4 separate regions of the Homo sapiens genome follow, and regions 2, 3 and 4 are each linked to region 1. Evidence: chromatin loops called from intact Hi-C (ENCODE). Cell type or tissue: heart left ventricle. All regions are shown on one strand. Each heading gives the region's core, and the rest is flanking DNA. Links, peaks and the distances in the headings are about the cores only. Region 1 overlaps LINC02940 (long intergenic non-protein coding RNA 2940). Region 2 overlaps ETS2-AS1 (ETS2 antisense RNA 1). Region 3 overlaps ETS2 (ETS proto-oncogene 2, transcription factor). Region 4 overlaps ETS2-AS1 (ETS2 antisense RNA 1).

Region 1 (6,125 bases), core at 569-5,568:
GTTGCCCAGGCTGGTCTGGAACTCCTGAGCTCAGGCAATCCACCTGCCTTGGCCTCCCAAAGTGTTAGGATTACAGGCGTGAGCCACTGCGCCCGGCAACTTTAATAATTTTAAATCTAAATAGCCACATGTGCTTTGTGGCTAGCTTCCTGGATGGGGCGGGAAGGACATTGATAGGCAGCTCACGGGAGCACTGGGCAGGAGGCCGTCTGGATTCAAATACAACAGCCCTGTGCTGTCCACGTGTGGTTGTGGGAATTCACTGAGACGACTTAGCAGGAGCCCCACACTCAGTTTCGGGCACAGTGTAGATTCTCAGGAAAGCAAGGCCGTGTTGTTCTGATGGAACCCAAGGTTTGGGGTCTAGATTAGGCCAGCTTCAGCTTCTCCATCCCCCTGGTTTCTACACTCCTTCAGGCTCTTCCTAAGTCAGGCACTGTAGCAGGCTGGCTTGTGTCCTCAAAAAGGATATGTTTAAGTCCTAACCCCTAGTACCCATGAATATGACCTTGTTTTGAAATAGGGTCTTTGCAGATGTGATCAGTTTAAAGGTCTTGAGATGAAATCATCCTGGATTGAGGGTGGGCCCTCCATCCAAAGACTGGGTGCTCTTATTTTAAGTTCAAAAGTACAACCGCAGGTTTGTTATATAGGCACACTTGTGTCATGGGGGTTTGTCGTACAGATGATTTCATCACCCAGGTATTAAGCCTAAAACCCATTAGTTGTTTTTCCTGATCCTCTTTTTCCTCCCACCCTCCAAAAGGCCCCAGTGTGTGTTGTTCCCTTCCGTGTGTCCATGCGTTCTCATTATTTAGCTCCCACTTATAAGTGAGAACATGTGGTATTTGGTTTTCTGTTTCTGTGCTAGCGTGCGAAGGATAATGGCCTCCAGCTCCATCCACGTCCCTGAAAAAGACACGATCTCGTTCTTTTTTATGGCTGCGTAGTATTCCATGGTGTGTATACACCACATCTTCTTTATCCAGTCTACCATTGGTGGGCACTTAGGTTGATTCTGTCTTTGCTATTGTGAGTGCTGCCGCAATGAACATTCCCTTACATGTGTCTTTATAATAGAATGATTTATATTCCTTTGGGGATGTACCCAGCAATGGGATTGCTCAGTTGAACGATATTTCTGTCTTTAGGTCTTTGAGGTATCGCCACACTGTGTTCCACAATGGCTGAACTAATTTATACTCCCACCAACAGTGTAAAAGTGTTTGAAAGGGGTTACATTCCTTAGCCCCATCATGAGGACCTGGTTCAGTGAGCAGAGTTGAGGGAAGGTAAAACAGGACCTAGAAATGGCCACAGCTAGAGCGCCACCCGAGCTGCCAGGACCAGGCTGGACTCTGCACACGAGGTTGTCCGGGGCAGGGCAGGGCCAGGGCATGCCTGGAGCTGCCACCACTGTAGCACAGAACACGGGGTCTTAACCTGGGTGAGGAGTCAGGAGGTCTGTGAACTTAGATAGGAAAGAAATTCCATTTTTATTTTCCCTGACTTCTAACTACATGTTGGCCTTTTCTTCCTCGCAAAGTCTTAACCTGGGTGAGGAGTCAGGAGGTGTGTGAACTTAGATAGGAAAGAAATTCCATTTTTATTTTCCCTGACTTCTAACTACATGTTGGCCTTTTCTTCCATTAGGAACACAGGCAATGAAGCACACTGTGGGGGACACACCTGTGATTGTCGAAATCACGGATATTTTCATACTGCATTGCAGCTGTTGCCAGTATCATCAGTGACTTTCATCCTTCTCTCTGCTTTGTAATTATGGTGGTTATAAGGCGGACAACTCAATCTTGTCTTAAGCTATTAATAAAAAACATGTGCACTATCATATCACAGTTGGGAGGGCGGGGTGGGGATTGTTACATTTTGTTACATTTTGTTAGCTGTATTTCAACATACTGGTTTCCTTGGGAAGCCCATGTACTTTTTTTCATGCATTTGAAGTCTGAATTCTGAGAAAGGGTCCATAGGCTTCCCTAGGCTGCCGCAGGGGTTCATGACACAGAACAGGGTAAGAGCCACTGGCATGGACACTAGAAACCTACACCAATGCTGTTGTATCACTTTTCAGACAAGCTCTGTGCAGTCGGAATTTTTTAAAGATGCACTGTCACTTGAGGAAGACAGGTGATCTTCCTGCGGCACAAATAGAAGCAAAGAGATTTCTCTTCTTCTCTGTAGAGCAACACAATTGATAAATGGCCGATAATCTCCACCAAATTGGCAGCAGTAGGCTGCCCGAAGGCAGCAGGCATATTCGTCTTTGTGAATTGTTTTACTATGATGCTGTCACATTTCCAGGAATAAGACGGTTAAAATGATATATTGTTGTGGTTTGGCATTTGCAGCTTTGCTCTGACTTCCCTGGTAACTGCCAACATCTGCAAATTATTATGTGCTTAAAAAAAAAATCAACCGCCACCGCAGGCTGCCCCCACGGTCCCTGGCTGGGCCAGGCCTCCTGCCAGGCCACAGGGCAGAGTTCTTGGACCAGGAGGCAGCAGGGTCAAAACCCAGGTTGCCTAGGAAGCCCCCAAAGACAGTTATGGATAGAGCTGGGAGCCCGAAACACATGCGGCAGTCTCTCAGTTTCCAGGTACCGGTTCTCACATCATCCATGCATGTGTTTGAGGAAAAACAAAAAAAAATTGATGGTTGCCAAAAACAAAAATGCTTCCATATCAAAGTTTATCAGTGTCAATGTCAAGAGACTTCTGGTTCGTAGACTCATTTTGGCTTGAGGCCACCAGAAGTGAACTCTGGTTTCTAAATGCAGAAGCAGAGGCACTGGCCGATCATGGAAGATGCAGGGAACTGTTCAAGAGGCCCAAGCCTGGTGCTCAGAAACTTGGCAGGATCAAGCATCTCGCCCAGGAATTCATCCCCTGCTTGTCTAAGCCGGCTGGCTCTCGTGACTGACTCGGAACAACAGAGCAGATGTTTGCGTGGGAGGCAAGCCTCACCCAACATCTGTCCTGCGGCGGGAAGGCCTGGGTGTTCACAGATAGAGCTGGAGTTCCCCGGTGGGTGGCACAGACAATTAGCTGGGGCTGCCTCACATGTAATCTAATTACAGGGGAAACAGGCTCAAACACCGGGTGATAAGCAGCGCAACTGTTTCGGGTGACTCTGTAATTTTTCCTCCATTAATTTTCTCCATAACGCACATGATTGTCATAAGGGTTAATTAAAAAGAGCGTGAGTGGCCTCATGTCACATGTAGCTGGACCAGAAAGTGTTGAGTACCTGCTCATGCGTGCAAGAGGAGGAGGGAGGAGCACATCACTGAACTTCACATGAAATTGGATACCCGGGATTAGAGACAGTAGAGGGTTTTGGTGAAATCAGATACACATTGCAAAGCAGCACACCGCGATAATTCAATTTGGATATACTGACATGGACTGTATAAACAAGGAGAATGGAAGGCAAAAGGGTGATTCCAGGGAGGCTTCCTGGAGGAGGTGAGCTCTTCAAAGAGGTCATGTGCACAGGTAGAGGAAAGAAATAGAAAAAAAAAAAAAAAAGAGCACTAGAGCCAAGGACAGGAAGGATCACAACCATAGGGACAAGGATCCAAAACCATGAGGTTAGAACCTGAAGACAAGGAACCAGACTCAAGGAAAAAGTTTCCTTCAAAGATAACGGCTGATGGGTGCAAGGAGGTATCGAGGGATAGAGGATGTCCAACCCCAAGCTATAAGCAAAAGTCCAACAACTGATATCTCTTGTTTGCAACCCATCTCAAAGCCACCAAGCCTTGTGTAAACATCACCCAGAGTGGCCAAGACACCAAGTGAGCAGAGCCTGGTGACATCTAGGATTTGCACATAGCAGGCGATGAATAAACCCATGCTGTCTGACTTCGGAACTTTGACCTCAAGTTCATCACCTCTAGTATTTGTGGATGAAGTCAATGATAGAGTTAGTTCTTGCTTGTTCATGAAGCGGATGGTGCATCATTCTAAGCAATGCATAACATATCTGTTTTTAAAATGTTTTTATATGCATCTTGGATCACATTAAAATTACTTTGCATTTTGGACCATACAACAACTGATGGGGTTGGGAGTAGGGAGTGGACACTCCAGCCCTTCCTGCACTGAAAGAATGGATGTGCAAGCCACATGCTCTAAGAGGGTGGAGGCATCCTCTTACCTAAATACTAGACTGGCATCAGCAGCTGCAATCCCCGATCTAGTTGCCTTGCTGGCAGTATCTCAACCAATTGTTTTAATTTGAGACTTCATAATGACAATCCAAAGCTCACTTGATTATGATTATCACTGAGGAAGGCATTATTCAGAGTGTAGCAAATAGATAATATAGCTTTATCTACACAGCATCGCTCAGAGTGCAGCAAGTAAATCATATGGCCTGATCTACACACACACAAACACACACACATGAAGTCAGGAATATCTGACAGTGCAGTTCTAGTGTCCCCAAGCCTGTGATGGGTGTGCAAGATAGCGCCGTCCTGGGTCTGGCCCGATCCACGGGCGTTTGGATTCTGGGTTGGCTCATCCCCTGGGCTTTCTCTGCTTCTGTGGATCCCACTCCAGAGAGTGCTGGCATCGCCTCTTTCTTCAGGCTCTGAAGCCTCTTTCAATTCAGAACTTGAAATTCATTGCAGAGAACCCTCAGTCGTTTTGTCTGCAATCAAGTGACGGTGACTGCATTAGTCCCTGGGGCTGCCATAACAAAGCACCACAAACGGGAGGCTTAAAACAACAGGAATTTATTCTCTCACCGTTCTGGAAACCAGAATTCTGAAATCAAGCTGTCGGCAGAGTTGGTTCTCTCGAAGGACTGGGAGGGAGAATCTGTTCCCTGCCTTGCCTTTAGATTCCGCTGCTTCCAGCAGTCCGTGGCTGTCACATGGCCTTCTCCCTCTGGAGTGTGTCTCTGTGTCTGTCCTCCTCTTCTTGTGATATCACGAGTCATATTGGAATAAGGGCCCACCAGACACCAGTATGATTTCATCTCAGCTAACTGCACTGGCAGTGACCTTATTTCCAAATAAAGCCAAATGCTGAAGCAGCAGGGGTTAGGACTTCAATGTGTCTCTCGCAGGGACACAATTGAACCCACAGCAGTCAAATACATAGTCCTTATTAACCATACATGTAGGTCTGCTTTCTGCTGTGTCTAACAGATGCGCTTTTCTGTCCGAGGTTGAAAATTAAGGCAGCTTCCTCCCTGCCAGGGTACCCCCTGCACAGGCCCCTGCCACAGCTGGTGGTTACTAGAAGTCTTTCATACTCTTCAGTCCTGTGACAATAATTTCGTGTTTCCATGCACCCATATACAGACCCTAGCGCTTTTGGCAGGAAGAGAAGAATTTCTAAGTTGAGGCTGTTTAAAAGCGTCTCCCCAGTGAAGGGTCACCAGATTTAGCAAATAAAAATACAGGACACCTAGTTAAATTTGGATTTCAGATAAACAATGAATAATTCTTCAGGATAAGCATGTCCCATGCAATATTTGGAACACATTTACACTATAAAAATTACGAAAGTTCATGTTGCTGGGTGTCCTGTATTTCATCTGGCAAGCCTACACTGCCGGCACCAGAAAGTCCTTGAAGTGAGTCTCCTGATCCTTCTCCACCCCCACCCTCAGTCCTGGCTCCATCTGCCCTAGAGGCTGAGGGCTTTCTATGTAACCCCCATGGAGACAGGGCATTATAAGATGCAAGGATGTGAATGGAAAAAAATCACAAGATCTATACATCTGGAAAGGGGATCTTTATTTCTTCTAAAGGATTACAGCCTGCAGGGTGGCCATTCTGACAGGCCGGGAGACGCAGCCTCTGGCAGAAACAGCTGGCAGGCACCTGGAAGGAGGCGGTGTTGCAGCAGGAGCCTCATGCTGAATTGAGCTGGCCAAACATACATATTCAGGTTCCAGGAGGAGCTATGAATATTCACAAAGAGAGTCCTGAGCCGTGCCCACTGAACATGCACGTTACATGCGTCCCATGTTCACTTTGGGGTGGAGGCTTCACATTTAAAAGCATTACAATGAGTCCCTACACGTCAAAAGGTGAGGCAGGGACTCGAAGGCATACAAGTGTGCAGCTTCTATAATCAGCCTGAACC
Region 2 (6,125 bases), core at 495-5,494, 60 kb before region 1:
ATCTTCAAGAATGTCATTTTTGAGCGTCTCTGGCATGACTAAAGAGGTCATGAATGCCCATCTCATGTGTATCTTCATGCTTTCCCTAAGGCACAGGCCATGTTTCTGAATTACATGTCAAGAGATATACACAGTCGAGGGAGTGACCAGCCATTACATTCCAAAAATAATCCCTGTGAAGTAATTATAATCTGTTTACCTTGATTTGTCCAGAACAACTTGGTCATCAAGCATCTCTCTTTATGATGCACCCGCATGGATTTTGGTAAAGTAGAGATTGTGGAGGACTGAATGTATCAAATATAGACAAAAGTGTCAGATAAGCTTTACAAATAAGTTTGCCACATTTTTTCAGGTGTAGGCAATTCTCGCTGACTTCACCGGGGCTGATCTGGAGTGATGTTAACTTACCCCAGTGAGCTTTGTCCTCTCAGCTTCGGGCTTCTGGGCCACTCCCAGTTGATGTCCTGGGGCACAAGAGATGGGGGAGATGGATAAGAACACAGTTCCCATCAGTTTCCAGGATGCCTCATTAGGAAGCTCTCTTTTTGGCCAGACCTGGGGGAGACACCATATAACACAATGCACCCCAGAGGAAAGGCAGTGAAGTTTAGCAGGGCTGAGCCATCCCCACTTGAGATACGAGGCTGGGCACCATTTTACACCAGTGATGACACCTCTAATGGGGTGGAAAGGTCACTTAGGCATGGCTATCTTCAACTCCACTATTGACCTTCCCCACCTCCACTCCTTTTCTGCCCTCCCTCTATAGTCTGGGCAGAAAGAAGGAAGAGATTTCTTCCAGAGGTCGTAAGATAAGCCACAGAAGAACTTCTCTCCACAAAGCCCCCATTTGTGGTCATGGAAGGCAGGCGAAGGTTGGTGCCCTTGGATGAGTGTCTCTTGCTCTGGAATGGAGGGCGGGCGCTGGTGCTAGCATTTCCCTCACCTTTGGAAACTCCCTTGGCTGTAAAGAGCAAGATGAGGCCAGGCGCAGTGGCTCACACCTGTAATCCCAGCACTTGGGGAGGCCAAGGTGGGTGGATCACGAGGTCAGGAGATGGAGACCATCCTGGCTAACATGGTGAAACCCCACCTCTACTAAAAATACAAAAAAATTAGCCGGGCGTAGTGGCGGCGCCTGTAGTCCCAGCTACTCGGGAGGCTGAGGCGGGAGAATGGCGTGAACCCGGGAGGCGGAGCTTGCAGTGAGCCGAGACTGTGCCACTGCACTCCAGCCTGGGCGACAGAGCGAGACTCCGTCTCAAAAAAAAAAAAAAAGAGCAAGATGAGAGGACACAGGCAGGGGCGGCCCCAGTGAAGCTGCCAGCTGGAGCCTCCATATCCCCTCCCCAGCCTTCCTGCAGATCCACTGCTGATGGTGTCACCCAGCCCCTTGCCTGCAGCCGAGGCCCGCTCCCCTCTCAGATGGCGCTCCACCAATCCCAAGAAAGGGGCGATGAGTCCCAAGAATGTCTGCCTTTTAATGGGTGCCAGTCCGGGCCCAAAGGGTTGTGGGAGAAACAATGAGCTGAAAGGGGCCCCTCTGATCTTTGGACTCACATCCTTCAGGGGGACTACAGGCTGCATCATTCATTCCTTCATTGATTCAATAACTGTTCATTGAGTTTCTGCTCTGTGTTCTCAAGGTTGAGAATTGGCAGCAAACAAGACAAACAGACTCTGCTTTCATGGTTTTGAGTACCTTGAGACCTACAGCCCCAAGCCAAGAAATCCAGCTTTCCCATCACAGCACAGGGTGCTATAAAGAACATCAGGTGGGTCATGGGCTGCAGAGCAACTGAATCCCCCTGAACACTCCCCCCGTTCAGGGAATGCCAAGCTAAGGCCTCAGTGAGGAAAAGGAGCCAGGTAAGTGAAAATACAGGGGGAAAGCTTTGTGTGGGGAAAACGTGCAAAGGCCCTGGGGTAGGTGGTCTGGAGTATTCAAGGAGCAGCGGGTGTTTTGCAGCTGCAGGGGAAGGAAGGAGGGATGTGCAGAGATCTCAGTGCAGCCCTTCACACAGGGCATCATGGGGGAGGCATGAAGATGGTCCCAACTGTCTTCTGAGGACACTCTCTGGTCTCATCTGGAGCCCCGAGCGTGGGCTTCTAAACCACTCAAGGGACCAGTGGAAAAACTTGTCTGATTCAAAACCCAGTGAAGAAGCCAGGGGTGTTGGCATGTGCCTGTAGTGCCAGCTACTTAGGAGGCTAAGATGGGAAGATGGCTCAAGCCCAGGAGTTCAAGGCCAGCCTGGGCAAAGTAGAGTCCCTGTCTGTCACAAAAGAGTAAAATTAAATAAATAAAATCAACCATGCACTGCTGTCCTCCTTGCACACCACTGAAGAGGCTCCTGCCTTCTTTGGCGGTCCCTCCATTCATATCCAGCATCATAAGATGTCAGGCACACATCTCAGCCTGCTGTATTCCCAGCAGAGGAGGCAGAGCCAGGACACCAGCCCATTCTTCCTAACTAATCTGCCGTTTAATTAGACCAGTTCTTCTCAACAACGGGGTGCTGTTTCACCCAGGGGACACTGGCAACCTCTGGAGGCATTTTTGGTTGGCACAAATGGGGCAGGGGTGCTTCTGGCATCTGGCAGGTAGGAACAGGGGTGCTGCTAACATCCTGCAGCACTGGGGACAGCCCCCCACACCAGAAAACCATCCCATCCAAAATGCTAACCCATAGATCAGAAGGAAGATGAGCCTGGGGAGAAAACTAGAGAGGATTTTGCTCCAGAAAAAAATGACCCACAATAAAGCTGGCTCAGCTCCTTTCAAAATTAAATACCTTCCTTCTTTGTCACACACTGGAAAACGAGCGAGTTTCTATTTCAGGCTGTGGGGTGAGTTAGCGTCGGCTTGGCCGGCTGTCTGGCAGAGGCTCCGATTCATCAATGACAGCTAAGTGTGGTTTGCTGTGTGTCAGGAGAAGGTCCAGGATGGGCTGGGGCAGGGAGTGTGGGGGGCAGACCACCCTCATCTCTGGGGCTGCTGGAGCTTCCGGAGCCTGGAGCACACCCAGCCTGCTTCTCCTTGTGGGAAGTGATTAAATGTGAAGCTTAAAGCTGTAAGGACTTCCTGGCATCGCGGGTTTTTACTTCTGAACTTGTTCCCCCCTCTCTTTACTTGCCCTCTGAAGCTCCCAAATTCAGGGCCAGGCACAGTGGCTCATGCCTATAATCCCAGCACTTTGGGAGGCCAAGGCAGGTGGACTGCTTGAGGCCAGGAGTTGGAGACCAGCCTGGCAATATAGCAAGACCCCATCTCTATAAAATAAATTAATTAAGCTCTCAAATCGAAAGCAGAGGTGTGTGTAGAAATACCCTTAAATAGATATGACAGTGATGTCATTGTACAACATAGCTGTCAGGGTGGAAGTGTGTCTCCCAAAATTGATATGTTGAAGCCTTAACCCATGGTAGCTCAGAATGTGACTCTGTTTGGACATGGGGTCTTCAGAGGGGTAACTAAAGTAAAGTAACGCTATTTGGGTGAGTCCCTAATCCAGTCTGACTGGTGTCCTCATAAGAAGAGGAGACAGAAACATACACAGAGGGATGAGCTTGTGAGGACACAGGGAGAGGACGGCATCTATGAGTCGAGGAGAGAGACCTCAGGAGAAATCTACCAGTCAGGAGAAACCAACCCTGCCACACTTTGGTCTTGGACTCCAGCCTCCAGAACTGGGAGACAATAAATTTCTGCTGTTTAAGACAGCCAGTCTGTGGTTCTTTGTTATGGCAGCCTTGGCAAACTAATCCCACATGCTTAGAGCTACGAGGGGTTCAGATATTCTCCTGTGCAACCTGCCCCCCAGGGTCACCATCTCTTTTATGGACACACTCTGAGAAGCCATCAGTCACTGTTGGGGATGGAGACCTCACTACGTCTCAAAGAAATTGTTTAGCATGGTATATTAGCTTTATCTTGCTGCTGTAACAAATTATTTTAATCTTGGGTGTTTAAGGAAATAGCAATTTATCCTCTCATGGTTCTGGAAGCCAGAAGTCCAAAACCAGTTTCCCTGGGCTAGCACCCTCCAAGGGCTGTGGTGGAGAATCTGTTTCCTTGCCTTTCCCAGCATCTAGAGCTACATCCCTTGCATTTCTTGGCTCCTGGTCCCTTCCTTCCTCCATCTTCAAAGCCTGTAGTGTAGCATCTTGCTTCCTCGATCAGATGGCCCTCTTCTGTCTATGTAAAATCTCCTTCTGCCCATCTCTTATAAGAACACTAGAGAGTGCATTTAGGGCCCTCCTGGATGAGCCAGGACAAACTCCCATCCCAGATCCTTAATTTAATCACATTTGCAAAGTCTCTGCCCTATAAAGTGATGTATTCACGGGTTCCAGAGATTAGAATGTGGGTATCTTTGCAGGAAGGGGGGATTCTTCAGCCTCACACACATTGGCCTCCTCTCCAGGGCTGAAAGTCACCTCTCCAGAGCTTCCAACCCATCACTCCTTGTTGTGAACTCTGCAGCAAATAACCCATGTCTAACTCTTCCTACTTGAGATCTTCCTCCAGCTTTCTGAGAACAGCTCAGGTGCACCTTCAAGGGTGCCCATTTCCAGACTGGCTGCCCCATGATTTCCCTCCTTCCTCATGGGCTATGGCCTCCCAAGGCCTCTGCAGCCTGTTTCCTCTCCAACAGACTTGAGTTGGTTAATAGCTCTCGAAAAATGTGGCAACAAGAATGGGTGAGATGCTGCAAGGTGACTCCACAGCCCAGAGAACAGCAGGTGCCTGCCCTTTAGTGCCGTAGGCTATGGGCCATGGGCCACAGAGCTTGCTTCAGCTTCAGTATCTGCATTTCACCTGCAAGGCACTGAGGCCCCATCACTGAAAAACCACAAGAGCAGAAATCTTCCACCTTGTCTACCACAGAGTTCCAGTTCCTAAGACACCGGCCTACTCCTAACTGGGGCTCAAAAAATACCTGTTGATGAAACAAATGTAGCATTAATTCTACTTGCCAAGTCTATGAGTAGATATTTATCTTTAATCTTCCAGAATTTCAACTTTGCCATGAATATAACATTTTTTGTCTCGTATAAACAATGGTTTGCGGAAAAACAAAAGAGGCTTTTCGATAAACAGAGAGAGCCCAGCCAGTGAAGCTTCAACACTTTTAAGATTCTAAGTCACTAGTTCACGGTTAATTCAAGTAACTACTTTGCAGACTGGAAGGGTGAAAAGAAGTGACAAAGACCCCTCTTCCTCCCACTTCAGTTAGGGGGTAGGGGAGAAAGAGAGAGAGGGGAACATTTATGGGACGATGGAAAGTCCAAAAGGAACCAAAAATTTTCCCACGTCAAAAAAGGCAGAGTCCAAAGAATAAGAGAAAAGTCTGATGAGGCCTGAATATCATCAGCTATTATAGAGGAACGAGTTTGATTTAATTGTAGCAGCTACACTTGTACACATTTGAGGTGGAGAAAAAACTGGACCTCCTGACACAGTCATGTTTTCATGTGAACAGGAAAGATTCTACTGCAGCAGGCCATGGGCCAGCCCAGACAACTGTCTGCAGCCAACACCTGCTGTGTGTACTTAGCTCTTCACTGGCAGCCTCACCTTCCCTGCACCCCACATCCTTAATGGGGGTGATGCTCTTTCCAAAGGGCAGAAAACTGGTTCTTAAGGGGTCAACAAATCTTAGACATCATAATGGTTTGTGGCCCTTTAAATTTTCATTCTCTACAGCACATTCTTACTCTTTAGTATTGAATTTCCTTTGTTGTGAGGAAATTAAATTAAGTTTAAATCGATTAGTTTTTCTTTCTGGGAGGTGATAAGGATGGAAAGGTTGTACAACAGGGCCCCAACCCACCCTGGCACCAGCAGCCCTGTCCACTGAGGAGTCTGAAGCTCACTCACACTTGGGCCTAAGTGTTTGACTGGGATGTCTGATGGATGGAACCTTTCCCACCAGCTGCCAGCCATGCTGCACAGAGGTGTGAGCATGTAGGGAGGAACCAATGCAGTGGGCCAGGGGTACCATCTTCATTGCTCCTCGAAGATGGTGGCTCTTTTCTCTGTTGCTGTGACATATGGCTTCTGCTAGTCACAAGCCTGTGGCCACATAGCTCCCATGTCTGGCTTCCTCTTGCAGCAT
Region 3 (5,000 bases), core at 1-5,000, 170 kb before region 1:
CCCTCTCTGCTGCATAAACATTTTATGTAGCTTCTATCATCATTCCTTTTGGGAACATTCTTTAGTAGCACAAACTGGTAATCTCCCACTTGTCTTCTCCAAATATGACAGCAAGATTTGATTGTTTTCAGTATTATGTAGTAAACATGTTTCAGAAGCATGATTTTAAAATTGGCCTCCTCAAAGTTTAGCGTCTTGCATAATGATGATGTACGTCTCTGGCATATTACATTTTCCTTTGTATATCATTATTGAGGTTATTTGTCTGATATGACCCAAAGAGGCAAAACTCAGCACAGTCCTTTCTGCAGTATTCTAAAGGTCATCAAACTTCAGCCTAGTGAGTCTGCTTGTTTGATTTGGCCGGACATTTTAAGCATGGCAGAAGTGGTACAAGAAATCATGGTATTAAGTTGAAACCACACCCCTTAGAAAAATCCTTCTATTAATTCAAATAATTTGACGATGCTTATGCGGTTTCTGAAAAGAAGCAGTCGTTGCTGAAATTGATGTGTTGAAATAGGAAGCACAGATTTGTATTGTCTTTTGGCTTCCTGGCTTTAAAAAAAAAAAAAAAGAATTTACGGTTAGGAAAGGCATTTCTTAGTCACCTGGGCAATGCTTGTGGGAACTTTAAAAGTTTATTGGAGGTTTCACCAAAATTAGCTCTGCTCTAAAGTAGTTTGTAAATCCAGATGAGTAATTTGCACTTGCCTGATTGATCGGTTTTCCTCGTAGATCTCAGGCAGTTGGTCATCATTGACTTGGATTTTTTTGGGCTGGGCTCCAGCCTCTGCCTGCCCTCTTTTGTAATGCGTCATTCATTGTTCTGCATTTCTAAAAAGAAAGCGGGTAACCGATTTTATTTGTAAATGTGTTACACATTTTCTTATTGATGACTCAACAGATGGGTCATTGTATTACACATAACATGGGATTTCCAGCTTATGTTGGAAAAATATAGTCTTTCTTCACGTGTTCCTCAACAATTTAGGCGATGATGAATCCAGATATTATCGGTTACTTTCAAATGAGTCTTACATTAAAAGGTATTTCTTTCATAAATGTTATGTAAGATGCTCAGAAATCGAGTTAGTGTAAGGTTTTATCTTTCTGTGTGTCTCTTCTTTTCTGCAGATAGTTTAGTTTAACTTTAAACCTATTTCCTTTGGAAATCTTTCCCCTTAGTAGGTGATTTGGGTTTTTTTTGTTTTGTTTTATTTGTTTTTTCGTTTTTGGTTTTAAGCAACAGGGTCCTTCTCTGTTGCCCAGGCGGGAGTACAGTGGCTTGATCGTAGTTCACCGCAGACTTGAACTCCTGGGCTCAAGTGATCCTCTGGCCTCAACCTCATAAAGCACTGGGGTTACAGGCATAAGCCACCCCGCCTGGCCTGGGGGCGGGGAGGGGGTTCATTTTTAAGACACTTTACTTGTTATAAAATGAAACGTTAAGGAATTTTGTCATGTATTACTATTTTCCAAACCATTGGAATTGATGTGGAAAAGCATCTCTAGTTTCAGTTAAATTGTTTCATGGCAAACATTTCAAAATAAATGCTTCCAAAGATAAAGTAGTGTATTTCATTGTTTGATTTTTCAGTGTTTATCGGGTCATTTGCCTTTTAACTGCATTGTGCTCAGACGGCCTTGTCAAGGGTCATTTTTCTTACACACACAGCCTAGTTGAATTTTTCTCAATGTAACAGGAGGGTCAGGTGTTTGGTAAAGGGGTCTCTGAGGCTCCTCTCGACACCATTGTAAGATTCTGTTATTTTCAGATTTGTGTATTTAATATATTAACTTAAGTGGATTAGGCCACTAAAACAAATTCCCAGTCACTCCGACTCTGTGAGGTTACTTAAATAAATCCACAGTGGCCGGGCACCGTGGCTCACGCCTGTAATCCCAGCACTTTGGGAGGCCAAGGCGGGTGGATTACACGAGGTCAGGAGTTTGAGACCAGCCTGGCCAACATGGTGAAACCCTGTCTGTACTAAAAATGCAAAAATTATCCAGGCGTGGTGGTGGGCGCCTGTAGTCCCAGCTACTCGGGAGGCTGAGGCAGGAGAATCGCTTGAACCCAGGAGGGGGAGGTTGCAGTGAGCCAAGATTGCACCACTGCACTCTGGCCTGTGTGACAGAGTAAGACCTGTCTCAAAATAATAATAATAATAATCCACAGTAAAATACAATCATTTCAGTCACTTTGACCATTTTACGAGTCTGTTTTAAGGACTGACTGGTTGATTCCATGTTTGCTTCAAAATTGCCAGTTTAATCAGGGACTATTGGTAGGATTGCCCACAGACCACTTTTACAACAGGTAATTCAATCAGTTTAAATATTGTATTTCCATTTTTTTTCCATCTGTTTTTGCAGCGCCAGCCAGCCTTTGACACCTTTGATGGGTCCCTGTTTGCTGTTTTTCCTTCTCTAAATGAAGAGCAAACACTGCAAGAAGTGCCAACAGGCTTGGATTCCATTTCTCATGGTAATTGGTTCCTCAGACTTGACAAATTGTGCATGATTTTCCTAAGTAGTTCAGTTAATAAAGAGATGACAGTTCCTAAGTGAGAAATGTTGGTATCTGGAATCTTTGATATGAATAGCCAGAAGTTCTGGACCTGGGAGAAGGCAGTTTTTCATTTGTATCAACTTGGTGATTCTGATGTGGATTCTGATGTCTTGAGTGCCAGACGCCCCCCAGTGAGCCGCTGTTAGGAAACTGCAGGGGAACCCCTGAGCTGCCCCTCCTGGATGTTTTCAACATTGGCAAGCAGGTCCTCATCTCCCTGCTCTGCCCTGGAAAACAGACAGAAGAGTAGACATTAAAACACACCCAAACTTGTAATTTGGGTTTGCATCATTAGTTAAATCATCTCCCCTGCCCTGAGTTTTGGGGCAACAAATTGTTCTTTGTAATCCTTACCCATCGGTAGTTCTTTCTGTAGTTCTTCGTGTCATTGTTTATTCTTCTTAAAGGAATAGCACGTCAGATAATGTTCATACAATTACTGTGACAGAGCTATTAGTTGGAAACATGCCAGAGATGACTGTGTCATGTGAAGTAGGTGCTGAGAATACAGGCCAGAAAATTAATTAAAACGCATACACTGGCGTAAGCATAACCCTGCATGGCAGCCATTTATCATTCTTGAAATTGCTGAGGGTGTCTGGAGAAGATTGTTTTTCAATAAAAATGGAAGGTGTGGTTCCATTACCGTGCTAAGTGCGGCACATTCATATCACACTCACTTCTCAGCTCTACGCCTAGTTTAATGGAAGTGACTTCCAAATGATACAGTCCCTTCAGCCTTTTGACCAGAAACCATGCAACTGTTTTCATTGCCTACAATTTTAAAATAGACTTAGCAGTTTTCCCTACGCACAACTGCTTTGTGACGCTTTGCAAAATAGAATCAAATCTGAGTTTTATTTTAGATTTTTTTAATAAGTATAGTTCTGAGATATATATTTTCTCAATTATAGTCAGAAAAGTTTTTTGTTAATAGTTACACTGTTTTAAGGAATCATGCCAAGGTTTGAGATCAAAATTGTTCTTTTCCAAAAACTAAGATGTCTCTCCTAAATCTCCACCTGATATCACCAACTTGAAGTCCTAATGTCCCCATGGGGGGTTTCCTTCCAGACTCCGCCAACTGTGAATTGCCTTTGTTAACCCCGTGCAGCAAGGCTGTGATGAGTCAAGCCTTAAAAGCTACCTTCAGTGGCTTCAAAAAGGAACAGCGGCGCCTGGGCATTCCAAAGAGTAAGTACTGCTTTCCTGAGCCTGCACTGGGTGAGAAGAACCAACTTCAGTGCAGTTGTTTGATCTTGACTTGTTTATTAAGCTTTTGCTTGGGGTATTCTGCAAAGAGTAGCATGGATGTCGTTAACCTGAGCCAGTTTCTGTTTCACCCCAATCAACCCAAGACTTGATCCAGAACTCATTAAATATGTAGTAGAAGGACGCATTACTGGTGTCTTGAAATGTGCCTGGGTCGTGTCAGAATGGTGACGTGTCATCATGGTATCTTGCTCATTCGTGGGTTCTGGTGTATGTCGGTACTTGGTGCATAAATTAGGGATGACAGTGGTCTCACTACCTTTCCACTGTTTTTACCTCATGTGTTCCATTTTTTCTTCTCTCCTGGTAGACCCCTGGCTGTGGAGTGAGCAACAGGTATGCCAGTGGCTTCTCTGGGCCACCAATGAGTTCAGTCTGGTGAACGTGAATCTGCAGAGGTTCGGCATGAATGGCCAGATGCTGTGTAACCTTGGCAAGGAACGCTTTCTGGAGCTGGCACCTGACTTTGTGGGTGACATTCTCTGGGAACATCTGGAGCAAATGATCAAAGGTACCAGCTGAACGTCTTACTTCTCCTTGTCCAGGATGAGCTGTGGCCGGGAAGACTGATTGGGAAAGTCACGTGGGTGTTCTTCAACCTTAGGGTTGCCACTTGAAATGACATAGAGTACCTTGCCTCAAAATGCCACTCAAGTGAGTCAGATATATGGCAGTGATTATAGATTTTTATCCCACTTTATGTGAGTGTGTGTGTGTGTGTGTGTGTGTGTGTATAGCATCAAGTATAGCCACAAGGTAGTAGCCTTAGTCACTAAATTGTTTGCTATTGCTGGCTGTATTCATCACGGGAGTCCATGTTGACTCAGATATGTAGGACAGCAAGAATTCCCACGTCTTCTGAGCTCACCTTACAGAGCTAAGAGATATGGCAGCCTTAATGAAAGGGGGGAGCCTTTACTCACATAAACCCTGTGAATTCTACTGTAAATTTTCCTACATCCAAATGGAATGTATTTTGGATGTTGAGGATTGTTGAGGGGGCGGGGTCTGTTTTTAAACAAGTGAGAAATTGATATATATTTACACGCTATCATATTGTACAGAAACTGGCCATTGATCAGTAGAAATCTCACCAAATACAGAGAAAGTCTTGATTCAAAACTTAAAATAGCAGGGAGACCAATGTTTAAAA
Region 4 (6,125 bases), core at 558-5,557, 78 kb before region 1:
TATTGTGTTCTCCTGCCCTCAGACTGCGACTTACACCTTTGGTTCTCCAGTTTCATTTCTGTGGACTTGGACTAGAACTCATACCATCAGTTCTGGTTCTCAGGCCTTCAGAATCAAACTGGAACGGCACCAGCAGCCTTCCTGGGTCTCCAGCTTGCAGACAGCAGACTGTGGAACTTCTCAGCCTCCATAATCACATGAGTCAATTCCTTATAATAAACCTCTCTCTCTCTCGACAGGTAGATAGAAAGATAGATAGATAGATAGATAGACAGATAGATAGATAGATCCCTTTACAGCAGGTGGCAGCTAAGGAGGATCTTCCTAGTGGAGGCTGCATGAACATAAAGGGCAGCCCTAGTGCTGGATCCTGGCCCTTGCAGGTGAGACGGCTCTGATGAGCAGAGGAACACCAGGGTTCTCCGTCTCCAAATTAGATAAAATGACCTGGACATACATGGAGTGGTTTTAAGAAGCAGAGAGTTTAACAGGCAAGAAAGAAGGGAGAAGAAAGAAGGAAGAAGCTCCCCTGTTACAGACACAGAGGAATGGGGAGCTCCAAAGCCAAGAGAGAAGACCCCCTGTGCCACGGAAAAGTGGCTGCTTATATAAATAGGCTGGAGGAGGTGATGTCTGATTTGCATAGGGCTCAGGGGATTGGTTCCACCAGGCATGTCACTCACGTAGCCTGCAGAAAAAACTGGCCCTCCCACCCTAGTCTTTTAATATGCAAATACAGGGCACCATGATGTTCTACACACATGGGGATATGTGGGGGTGGCCATGTTGATGATAAGCACCCCTCCCCTCCCACCTCCCGCACACCCCCACCCCCCGCACCCCCCCACCCCATCTCCCCTACCCCCCCCCGAGAAAGCACACCTATCCTGTTTGGGTTTACCGCTTCTCAATCAACCACACGGGAGCGTGGGAAGACAACTCACAAACCTCTTTGTGTTTTTTTCAGGTTTTGAAGAGCGAGCTATAAGCTATATCGTTTTGCTTTGGAAAGACACTGGATTTAGAACCAGCTGCAGTCCTTTAACAACCTCTCTGACCCTCATTATCCATGTGGCCTTTGGCAACCTCTGTGAGCCTCAGTTTTCTTGTCTTCCCCCGCTATGGGGATGTCAGAGGCAACTCCAGGCGGTAACACACTGGAAAATGCTGCAAGTCCACAGTACTGGGTGGAGAGAAATTTATTGTTATTATTGTTGTTCTCTTTCACCCCAAATGGACAGCTTGATCTTTCCCTTAGGGAAACGCTTTCAAATAAAGTGATTATGTTTTGGAGACCTAGCAAAATGGATTTGGATAACTTCCATCAGGAGGGAGGAAGAGAGCCGGTGGCCTTTTGTTATGAGACCACAGGTAACCAAATGTTTGAAGGAAGGCGCCACGGAAGCCCCCTACCCCGCACACAGCTCTGGTTATCCACAAAGCCCCCACAAATGCTCACTGGTGGCCTGTACCGCTAAGAGCTTCTGTGCTGGCCCTCCCTAGCTGTCTGCCCTTTTTTTTTTTTTTTTTTTTTTTTGAGACGAAGTCTTGCTCTGTCGCCCAGGCTGGAGTGCAGTGGCGCGATCTCGGCTCCCTGCAAGCTCCACCTCCCGGGTTCACGCCATTCTCCTGCCTCAGCCTCCCGAGTAGCTGGGACTACAGGCGCCCGCTACCACGCCCGGCTAATTTTTGTATTTTTAGTAGAGACAGGGTTTCACCATGTTAGCCAGGATGGTCTCAATCTCCTGACCTCATGATCCGCCCGCCTCGGCCTCCCAAAGTGCTGGGATTACAGGCGTGAGCCACCGCGCCCCACCGCGTCTGCCATTCTGCTGAGATATCTATGTGCCTCATCACACAAAACCCCACCGTAGCCCTGAGCGGTCCTGGGTGCATAAATGCCCCGCTTACTTGGGAAGACGCATCTTGGTGGGGTAAGGCCTTTTCCACTTCCCCATGGCCAGGAAGACAAAGGACTAGGCCCAGAAGCCCCCGTGCCTAACATGGTGCCGTGCTGCCACTCATGAAGGCATCAGAGCATGCATGCCCTCACTGCACAGGTGGGGACCCAGAGCCCCCAAGAGGAGAAACGATTTGCCCAGGCCACCCTGGCAATCAGTGACCTGAGACCAGTTCCTACTCCTAGATCAAGGTCCCTTGGCTACTCAGACCTTCTCAAGAAGAAATTCTTGTTCAAATGGACTTTTCCCAAGTGCAGCCTGCTGTGTGCTCCAGGGCAGCCCTCCCACGGTGATTGGTTAACCCCGGGCTCTTCGTGTCAGGTGATTTACCCCACAGCCAGCTAATCTCACCTTTCCTAGACTCTCCCTTTCTTGGCCCACGTGCTGCCCGAGTGACACACTCAGTGCTGTAAATGAGGATGTCACGGTGTGTTCTCAGGTTTTACTGGAAGTGCAGCCCTTAACAAACAGTCTAGTAAACAGCCAGCCCAGGCAGTGCACACGTCAGCAGCCCTGCTCCAGGGCTCCAACGTCAGCAAAGGCGGGGCCCAGGCCTGGAAGCCAAAGCCCTTTCCAGCACCCCTCCTGTCACTGGGCCAGCCCCGCCTGCCTGCTGACTTCTGGAGCTCCCACACTCAAAACTGGGATCTGGGAGTTGTGCTCCCAGGCGACCACATTCCCTTCAGGGGTTGTGCAGAAAAACTGAACCAGAATATGGATAAAGATGCAGAAAATTGAGACTCTAAACTGAAATTGCATGAATGGCAGCCGGAACGTTTATTTCGTGCCTCAGTAACACAGGTCTCCTGTCTACACTGGTCCCATTTAAGATCTCCTTGCTAACTCATGACAAGTAAGAATGGTTTGCTTGTAAAAATCACAGTTCAGCAACAGTCCATAGGAGGACTAAATAATTTATTGAAAGAAAGAAGTGAAAACTCTTCAATAGAAATGTGAGGATGGGCACTCAAATTGGCTTCTTTAAAATATCAGCGAGAACGAAAATGATGACACTTAAGCACCGAAGCTACTACAATGTTTTGATAAGGGGTGAAAGGAGCCTTCTCCCTTTTATCAAAAAGTTCCCCATCTGTCGGCCCTGCAGAGGATCATGCTGATGGGAAACGGGCTACTAAGTAGGACCTGAAAGTGAATGTTGTCCTGAGTTCCAAATCAAACCACCAACAATAAATAACAAGTAATCATAACAATTACTATTGATTTAGCCTTGTTGAGACTCAGAAACCAATACCCCAAAATAGAGGGTTTTAACATGTCGAATTGAGGAAGCCTCAAGGTCTCTCTGACCTTCCCCTATACACACCGTCTTTCCCAAAGAAGCTGAAGTTTCTTTATCTGCCTAAGATCCAGACCTTCCAAGGAGAGCAATTATTCTTTCTTCCCCTTCCCACTTATCTTCTTATCTATGGCAGAAAAGAAGACCAAGGTGTGACCTGACCCGAGAAGACTCCAAGTATCATCTGAATTCCAAAGAAAGCTACTTACAAGGTTATTTCTGTTCTCCCATCCAATCATTCTCCCTGGCAATCATTTATTGCCCCTCAATCGAATTCCTCTTCTTCCCATTCCCATAACCTGTTTTACCGGAATCCAAACCCCCATACGTTCTGTAACCCCACAATGGTACATAAGTTTCTGTAACTCATTGGGAAGTTGGGGCTTCATTCTGAAGGCTTCTGTGCATACACGTTAAATAAGTTTTATGCCTTTTCTCCCATTAATCCATCTGCCTTATGCCTCTCAGCAGAACTTTAGGGGTCAAGAGCCTGTGGCCCCTACAGCCTTAACCCACTAAAATGTAAGTACTCAGAAGGCAAGGACTCTGTCTTGTTCCCAAAGGGGATCTCTAGCCCAAGACAGGCCTTGGCACGTGGCAGCTCAGTGCATGTTTTGAACAGGCGAGTGCATGCATGATGTTGTTCTGCCAGACACTGTATTTCACACTATGTGTCATTATTAAGTCTTTTATGCCCCATGAAACAGATGTGCTTCCTGTTTTATAGATGCAGAAAGGGAGGCTTGGGGAGGTTAGGAAACTTGTCCAAGGGTTCTCAGCTGTATAGTGGGAGCGCTTGGCTAGGCAGCATGGCCAGTCTCCTTCCAGAGCTTATGCAATTAACCATGGCATCAACCTCCCCTCCCTACATGCTACCATCTTCAGCCTAGGTCTCTGGACAGGTCCATGGGTCCCTAAGTCCTCTCTTTGATTGGGAAGGGGATCCCAGCACCCCTGGAATTGCATGCACAATGGCATGTGTCTGGGCTTATGGAGGCTGTGCTGGAGAGAGGGCCCATGGCCTTCAGATTTTCAGAGAAACCTGGGATCAAAAAAAGTTTGAGAATCACTGTCCTGGTTTCAGCACTGAAAATCCCACATCCTGGGATGCCTGCTGTTGGTAGCAGGCAGCATAGAGTCCCCAGAGGAGAAGATTGAGTTTACATTCCTGGCGGTTCTCCTATCTCAGCAGGAGGGAAAAGGCTATGGGAGGTGGGAACAGGGCACAAAGCTCAGAAATGGACTGGGGAAAGGCTGAGGAGGAAGTCCTGGGACAGAATGAGGTGATTGTGACAGCAGCGCTTCAACGTTCGGGGCAGAGGTTCCAACGCCAGATCCCTGCCGAAGGTACCTGCCTTCCCGCTTTCTCTTTAGTTGACGCCACTGTTTCTGGGACAAGTTGAGGAAGGAGCACCAGGCAGTAGAGGTTTCTGAGGAGTGAAAGCGTGGTCAGGAAGACCCCCTCACCCAAAATTCTGTGCTGATGTCTGTTTAGGCGAGTACCTAGGCCATGCGGGGTGATGACATCTGATATTGTGCTGGCATCATCCATAGTTCATGACCAATTCTCCCTCCCTCAACCACTGGGTGGTCCCTGGGGTGGGGGTCCCCAGGAACCCCCAAGAACAGGCCCCCTTGCAGACCAGCAGTTCTGGACAGGTCAGACTCTGAGGCCCACAGTGAGTAGCTTGCAAGAACATCCTGAAAGTGTCCCAAAGCCAATAGAGTGTCCCAAAGCCAACAGAGTCAGGAACATGAACTGTGTGTTTGATGCTCAGAACTGCATTCTGAGCGAGATATCTGGAGTGTGCTCCGGGGCCAAGTTCTCCCGTGACAGATGAGGGGATGGGGCTCTGAGATCACCCAGGTCGCTGCTACAGCTCCAGTCTGGCAACTGGAATTGATCAGCATTTACAGCTAGCTCCAGCCTGCTAAATCAAGAAAGTGAGGAAGGGCTGGCCTGACACATTTCCTTCACAGGCTCAACAATGGCTAGAACCTCCCAGGAGAGCCTGGGCTTCCTTGAGCCATATACCGTGGCAGCCCTATGGCCGGCACCGGCGTGAGTCAGTTTTTGAGATTACAAGGGGGTTGCTGGATGCTTCCTCCTCCACCTGTCTTTTGTTTCCTAAATTCAGGGTGCTTTTGTCCCTGAAGCCCTTTGGAATGTGTGGCTCCAGCTTCCCCAGCTGCTTTTCACCCTAAGGACCAGGCAGCTGCAGACTTCCAGAGACAACAACAGGGAATTATAGGTGTGAGTCCTTCGAGAGGCAGTTCTCCCAAAGCAAGCCCCACTTCCTAAAAGCAGCCACACTTGTCGCTCAAGCAAGGCAGGGAGGAGCATGGACAATGGTGTCAGAGCCACTCCCTTTTGAACATTTGCCTCTACAGAACCTGGCCGGGGCCATGGGATGCCCTGTTTGGCTACCTGAGGCCTGAATCTATCGGGATCTGTAAGAAGCGACCACTGACATTGAGAATGGCACCAGCCATCTCCAGAAGGAGCAGGTCATCTGACTCACTGGCCACACACTTCGCTTGTGGAAGAAAGCCCGAGGCTACCTGGATGAAGAAAGGCATTTGTGCTAAATTAGGCAGTTTACAGACCTAACACCATAAAGCAGCCACAGGGCTCCCTTCTCTCCTCTCAAAATTCTTAAGGTGCCAAAGACGCCCCCACCCACCAGCCTCTTCAATTCCAGGCAGAACCCAGCCCTGTGCCTGGCTGTCATCAAGGGCACCAGGCTGGTGTTTTGGCAACAAACCAGCTTTCAAAGTGACATCAAATTGCTGTGAATCACCCGATCTGATTCAAATGAGGGCTTAGGTGGATTTAGAGATAGCTGATTGCCTCAGATGAATGCACA

Evidence for each region. Hi-C counts contacts between places; a loop is a spot of excess contacts. Peaks named below come from ENCODE experiments on the same cell type or tissue, not always from the same donor. Only the 100,000 strongest peaks of a DNase experiment are listed, where the experiment ranks them.
Region 2: a loop joins it to region 1, with 2.4 times the contacts of the local background. A loop is called at or near these places in 31 of 110 quality-filtered maps.
Region 3: it touches region 1 in a loop (3.0-fold over the local background); 32 of 110 quality-filtered maps call a loop at or near these places.
Region 4: a loop joins it to region 1, with 2.5 times the contacts of the local background. A loop is called at or near these places in 19 of 110 quality-filtered maps.

The regions. Positions count from the first base shown.
Region 1 is chr21:38,982,817-38,988,941 of GRCh38, forward strand. LINC02940 (long intergenic non-protein coding RNA 2940) reads right to left here. Exons shown (of 7, transcript XR_007067867.1): 6 at 4,775-6,125; 7 at 2,535-4,677. Among named protein-coding and RNA genes, the nearest start is that of LINC01700, 8.1 kb to the left of the region's middle. RefSeq lists an enhancer at 2,749-2,918. In heart left ventricle, for the core only: no CTCF peak of the experiment used is centred there; DNase peaks (open chromatin) are centred at 2,492 and 2,955; H3K27ac peaks cover 1,791 bases.
Region 2 is chr21:38,923,227-38,929,351 of GRCh38, forward strand. It overlaps ETS2-AS1 (ETS2 antisense RNA 1), which reads right to left. Exons shown (of 4, transcript NR_120405.1): 2 at 412-467. Among named protein-coding and RNA genes, the nearest start is that of ETS2-AS1, 12 kb to the right of the region's middle. In heart left ventricle, for the core only: no CTCF peak of the experiment used is centred there; a DNase peak (open chromatin) is centred at 2,945; H3K4me3 peaks cover 820 bases; H3K27ac peaks cover 1,170 bases.
Region 3 is chr21:38,810,624-38,815,623 of GRCh38, forward strand. It overlaps ETS2 (ETS proto-oncogene 2, transcription factor), which reads left to right. Exons shown (of 10, transcript NM_005239.6): 3 at 2,380-2,491; 4 at 3,650-3,769; 5 at 4,158-4,358. Among named protein-coding and RNA genes, the nearest start is that of ETS2, 7.2 kb to the left of the region's middle. RefSeq lists enhancers at 290-1,489, 3,221-4,007, 3,404-4,603. In heart left ventricle, for the core only: no CTCF peak of the experiment used is centred there; no DNase peak of the experiment used is centred there; H3K4me3 peaks cover 722 bases; H3K27ac peaks cover 2,625 bases.
Region 4 is chr21:38,904,871-38,910,995 of GRCh38, forward strand. All of the region lies in intron 2 of ETS2-AS1 (ETS2 antisense RNA 1), which reads right to left. Among named protein-coding and RNA genes, the nearest start is that of ETS2-AS1, 30 kb to the right of the region's middle. RefSeq lists an enhancer at 2,106-2,645. In heart left ventricle, for the core only: no CTCF peak of the experiment used is centred there; a DNase peak (open chromatin) is centred at 2,531; H3K27ac peaks cover 3,083 bases.